Regions from separate parts of the Homo sapiens genome. Here region 2 is linked to region 1. The links are chromatin loops, found by intact Hi-C in ENCODE. Cell type or tissue: IMR-90. All regions are shown on one strand. Each heading gives the region's core, and the rest is flanking DNA. Links, peaks and the distances in the headings are about the cores only.

Region 1 (2,923 bases), core at 318-2,817:
TGTATTACAGTTACTTGTTTACATGCTCTATCACCACTACGTTGTCAAGTCATGTCTGAGTCATCTCTGCCACTGTCTCCAACCTTAGGTCTTATTAGAATTTGATGACTGTTTGCCTTGAGGAGCTTACTCTTTAGGCAAGAAGCTTGTTTAAAATAATCGAAAATTATAGGAGGCAATAATGAATTCTTTAACTCATTTAGCAAATTTTTTACTAATTGCCAATCTTGGCCTGAATATAGAAATGAATAAGACAGACTTGTTACCTGACTTCATAGGCTTTAAAATTTGAGCTTAGAGATAGGGTTTTTTTTTTTTTTTGGAGCTGGAGTCTCACTCTGTCTCCCAGGCTGGAGCTCAGTTGTGCGATCTTGGCTCACTGCAACCTTCACCTTCTGGGTTCAAACAATTCTCCTGCCTCAGCCTCCCAAGTAGCAGCTGAGATTACAGGTGTGAGCCACCATGCCTGGCTAATTTTTGTGTTTTTAGTAGAGACAGGGTTTCACCATGTTGACCTGGCTGATTTTGAACTCCTGACCTCAAGCGATCTGCCCACCTCAGCCTCCCAAAGTGCTGGGATTACAGGTGTGAGCCATCCCACCTGGCCTAGAAATAGATATTAAGTAACAAAGTATAAAGATGGCTTGTGATTAGTGAGAAGACAGAATGCAGAATAGACACAGGGCACAGCATGTTCAAAGGCCCCGAGGCTATAAGAAGATTAGTCCTTTGGATAAATAGAGAGGATTGGTGTCAGTGACACAGGGATGGATGGAGAATGGCAGGAGATCATCTGGGCAGAGGTCAGATCACATAAAGATTTTTAGGTTATGTTAAAATGTCTGGAATTTATCTTAAAATCAAAGAAAAATCACTGAAGAATATTAAGCAGGACTTCAATAGATCAAATTTATTTTTTCATTTGTTTTTTTTTAAACAAAGTTATTTCTGGTTGCTGCATGAATATTAGATATGAGGAGATAAATTAGGAGGGTAAAGGATGATTCCAATTCATGTTAATGAGTATGTTTAGGTTATATCATGTGTAATGTCAATGGTAATCGAGGAAGTTGATGGATTTGAGAGACTTTTAGGAGCTGGAATCCACCGTTTTTAGAGTTTGTGTGTGTATTTGTGTTTGTGTGTTATTGTGTGTGTGTTATTGTGTTGGATGGATGATGGAGCCATGAGGGAGAAGAAAATGTCAAAGATGACTCCCAGGCTTCTGGATTGAGCAGCTTTATGAATGTCAGTACATTAAAAAATGCTTATATGGAACAATTTAAGAAATGAGAGGCTGCTCACCCCAACCTCTCTCATCAATCTTTTGAACTTGAAATTCTGTCAAGTCTTTATACAGTATTCAAGTAGCTCATATAAAAAGGCAAATAAAACATTTAGCTCAGAAGCCCATAAATGTTCTCTGTGACTCAGAATCTCTTACTAATTAATGCAATAGATTTAAAAAAAAAGTCTAAAAAAGTTTTAGTTTTCTGCCATTCCCACCCCCATTTCCCTCCATCCCACACTTGGAGCTAAATATAAACCAACCCATCTGACTAAAACTGGCAAAGGTCTTTCTAAGAAGCACTAGATGGCAGCAGAGGAATTCCTTCACCTCAGCGGAAAAAGGTTCTGCATAAGGGGACTGTGCAGGAAAATGGCCAAGTTCCAGCTTTCCACTGTTACCTGAATTAAAGGCAGAGAGAATATAAAAGAGGAAAAGTAGCATGGTTAGCTAAATGCTGCTTCATCAATTCAACCTGCTTGGTATTCATGTCACATGGAGAAAAGGTTTTCCAAGTACACTTGTCTCTTGTTTGATGAGGTAAATGCATTTCTGTTTTCTTTATAAGCCATAAAATTAATTTCCATTAAAGCAACCCTAAATTTTCCTGCTGAATTTCATTATTGAATTGGGGATTAGTCCTGTAGGAAAAAAAATCTGTCTTCAGGCATTATTAAATTATAGTCAGCAATGCAGTAAATGTTTTAAAATAGCCCATTCAAAGAAAAATAATACTCACCTGCCCACAATACTGACGATAATATTGAAATATTTACAAGTAATTAAAAAATATCAGTAATAGTGTGCTATATTCCAAATAAGGTGTAAAATAAAAAAAATTAAGAAGAAAAAATATAGTACAATCTCAGGTTCTTTAGAAGTAAGTGATTAATCTTTCATGTTGCTCACTCCTTAAATATTTAGCATTTGGCTCGTTTTTTACACTGTCTTGAACTCCTTTATCTCCTGCATATTAAAAGTAATTCATTAAATTTTTTTTTTCTGTATTTGGACTTGGGCTTTTCCCAACTATTAGTTCATGCTAACTCTTTCATGTCCTAAGTAATGCTTTCTTCATTTACCTGCTAGCAGATGTTTCTTATTAGGTGATGATATTGTTACTATGCAACATTTGCATAATGGGTTATAGGTTGCAGAATTTTTTTACATATATTATTTCATTTATTCTTTGTACCAATATGTTATATGGGGATCGTTATTACACCCATTTTACTGATGAGAAAAAAATTAGAAAGGCTAAGTAACTTTCCCAAGGTCATACATCTTTTAAGTGATGGAACTTTGACATGAACCTAGGTCCTTTGCCTTTAAATTATAGGATCTTTGCACTGTTACTCACTGACTTCCAAACAACTTGTGTATTTACAAAATTAAGTTTACTTATTAAAAAACCCAAGAACCATATAAAGAAGAAAAAACTATAGCCCACTGTGTTTAAGGACAATGGGAGGCCACTAGAGGGTTTTAAGACAAGGGTTGATATGACTTGCATTTTATGAAAGAGACCTGTTATTTCAGTATGGAAAGTGGCTTGAAGGCAGCAAGAGTGGATCTGGGAGATTGATTAGGTGGCTATGTCAGCAGTTCAGGAGAAAGAGGAGGCTTTGGGTGGTG
Region 2 (2,923 bases), core at 116-2,615, 500 kb after region 1:
CAGTGATGACTGATTGCTTTGGAATAGTTGCTGAGAAGCTCGGGCCTCCAAAGAGGCAAAAAGCCTACTGATTAGGGACTGCAGGAATGAGCTTCTTTTCATGGTCCACATAGCCAAGGTGGCCCTCAAACCCGAATGAAAGTGTGTAGAAATCAGTGTCAAACAGGCCTGCAAAGACCCTGTGGTCTTGCACAGTAGGGACCACGTTAATGTGAAGCCAGCAATATCCCTTCCTTCGGGCTGAGCTCAGCAGCTTCAGAGGGTTGGTTGGTAAACTTTCCACACCCAGTCCCTCAGTGATAATATGAGCCATCAGATCTTCTAAAGGCAACACTAGGCTTCCAAGTCACTCCATAAGGTCTGTTTGATGCTAGCTAGGTTTTCCATCAGGCAAACTGAGCATGAAAAATATAAAAACTTATTTTAACAAGGCATTAAAATAATTGCCATGGTTAAGATTAAAACATTATTAGTCATGTACCTCCTTATTGTTCAGTTTTTATATCGTTTTCATATTAAATCACATGGCAGGGATAGATTGGGGAGCTACATTTTTTTCAGGACCTGAGAACTCTGTAGGTCTTAAATGTCCTGGGTCTTGGCTGCTAAAGGCAGAGTTAAGCAGGGAATAGTCATTCCCTTGATTGAATTGGAAGGGTACTCACATCAACCCTCCTGCAACCAAAGCTGTGCCCCAAAATATCTCCTCCTGCCTAAGGTGTTGGAGGCTTCTGTGAAAATGAGAATTATCTTAAATCATTGAGTCACTATTGCGGATTAATGCCAAATATGCATGCTCAATGTTGCAAAGAGTATGGTCCTGAGAAGATAAGGAGTAGGTCACAGGTGCTACTATGACAGGGGCACACTTTCATTTTGAATGTTCAGAGAGAGATAATGAACCTAAATATAAGAGGGCAGCCCTTCAAGTGGGAGTGGGTCACAGAGCAGTACACTGGGCAGTTTGGAGACTATATGAGTGCCCTGGGGTAGGTGGAAGGATTAAAAAGAGGAATGATGCATTGTGGCAATTCTACCAGAAGCTTGTTGTTTTCATAACCAGTGAGAGACAGTGACATGCTTTCCAGTCAGAAGGAACAGAACCTGGACCTTTCCTTGCCTCAACTTCAAATCCTGCTGTCAGATGCGAATTTCTCTGTCTACAAGTAAGTAGAATCTTAGGGCTCCCATTCTAGACATGAGAATAAAAGAAGATTGCATCATCAATGATCAGTTTGTGTTCACTCAGTGTGGGCTTATTTTTATTTCTAATTGCCATTTTACCTTGGTTTTCTTGTATTATTTCATTCTGAAAGTCTTTTATCCCTAACTGAGTCATAAACTCTTTGAGAGAAGGAACCCTGCCTTCTTTAGCATCTCCCTCAGTGCGGAAGACTTGAGCAAATGCCAGGTGACTGATGGATTACCTGATCCTTTTCCTTCAACACATGTCCATTTGGCTTCAGTTCCTATGGCTGACTCACTGCTCCTGTACTGGCTATGAAAAGTATTACGGCTTGGGTCCCAAAAGCAAGCTTTGTTGGGCTATTCAGCCAAGCAGAGTGTAGAGAAGCAGGCTAGGGGAGAAATGCTGCATCTGCCAAACAATTCCTTGAAGATATAGATTATTGAACAATGCCAAAGATCCCAATGATGCCACTCTTAATGCCATCCAGAAGTCAAGTGAAACGGATGACTTACAAATATACTGTTGTTTTTTGCCTTTCTTTTGCTGGAGTGATTCTGGCAAGACTCCTTTTACAGTAGTACCAGAGTACTTTATCAGGGATATGTCCATAGGATTACAATCCATTTATTCACTTGTTTATTCAGCATCTTTACTAAACAACTGCTACGTGCCAGGCACCTTGCTAGAGATTAGAATGTGACATTAGAGCACAAAGAACATGAGTTTGCTATTAATAATCTACCAGAAAATTACTCCTGCCCTTCCCCAACCATTCCTCACAAAAGAAGCCAGAACAGGGACTACCGTACACTCATTGCCCACTATTGTTAGATATTTGCATGTTTTCTAATTTAAACCACACAATAAACCTTCATAAAACTGAAGCATGGAGAGGTTCAGAAACTTCTCCAAGGTCTCATACCTACCAAGTGTCAGAGCCAAGATTTGAACCCAGGCCATTTCTCCACGTTACTGACTGTGTTGTCTTTTCAACATCTTCAACACCATGGGTTCCTTCTCAGCAGCATATTGATTCTTATTCCTGTCAATGGGGTCCTATCCAATCACTTTATTCCAAAAGAGTAAAGTGAGGTTTATACTAGATCCTGTGTAATGTCATGATTCTATGCAGGCATGCCTCAGAATTACAACAAATGGCCTAGCAGCTAATGTCAGAACACACACTTCCAGACATATGGAGCACTCCTTCAACATGACAGACTATGAGTAGCAGTTACCAGGAACTACAAGATGGTGACAGTGCTGCTTCTTGAAGCTCACACGGCAAATTGCAGACTGCTCCATAGTGCTAGGCTTCACCACATTCTGAACGTGGTCTGGGGACAAACTCATCAAAGGCTGTGCCAGCAAAGCCCAGAAGCTTCCTTTGAACTCCCTTTTATTAACTTTGTCACCAAGTCATGACAGATAAGCAGCACCCAACTGGGGTTACTCTGAGCCACAAAATAGAAAGCATAAATCTATTCTCTGCCCTTTCCTCCCCTTTTTGCTCTTTTCCCTCACACCATGCATCTATGAATCACCAACCCCATCAGTTCCGTAACCTAACATGCACTTTAATATGCCCTTATTTTTCATCCCTATCTCCATTGGTTCAAACCCTCATCATTTGTCACAGGATTATTGCAGCTGCTTCAATTCGTGTCTTAATCACCATCTATCTCTTCCATACAGTGATCCTCCCCCAGAGTAGTCTATAATAAACCCAAATCT

What was found. Peaks named below come from ENCODE experiments on the same cell type or tissue, not always from the same donor. Only the 100,000 strongest peaks of a DNase experiment are listed, where the experiment ranks them.
Region 2: it touches region 1 in a loop (6-fold over the local background); 2 of 110 quality-filtered maps call a loop at or near these places.

The regions. Positions count from the first base shown.
Region 1 is chr11:109,938,057-109,940,979 of GRCh38, reverse strand. No RefSeq gene overlaps it. Among named protein-coding and RNA genes, the nearest start is that of LINC02715, 120 kb to the right of the region's middle. In IMR-90, for the core only: a CTCF peak has its summit at 1,593 (motif pointing right); a DNase peak (open chromatin) is centred at 1,609; H3K27ac peaks cover 268 bases.
Region 2 is chr11:109,433,832-109,436,754 of GRCh38, reverse strand. No RefSeq gene overlaps it. Among named protein-coding and RNA genes, the nearest start is that of C11orf87, 13 kb to the right of the region's middle. In IMR-90, for the core only: no CTCF peak of the experiment used is centred there; a DNase peak (open chromatin) is centred at 1,434.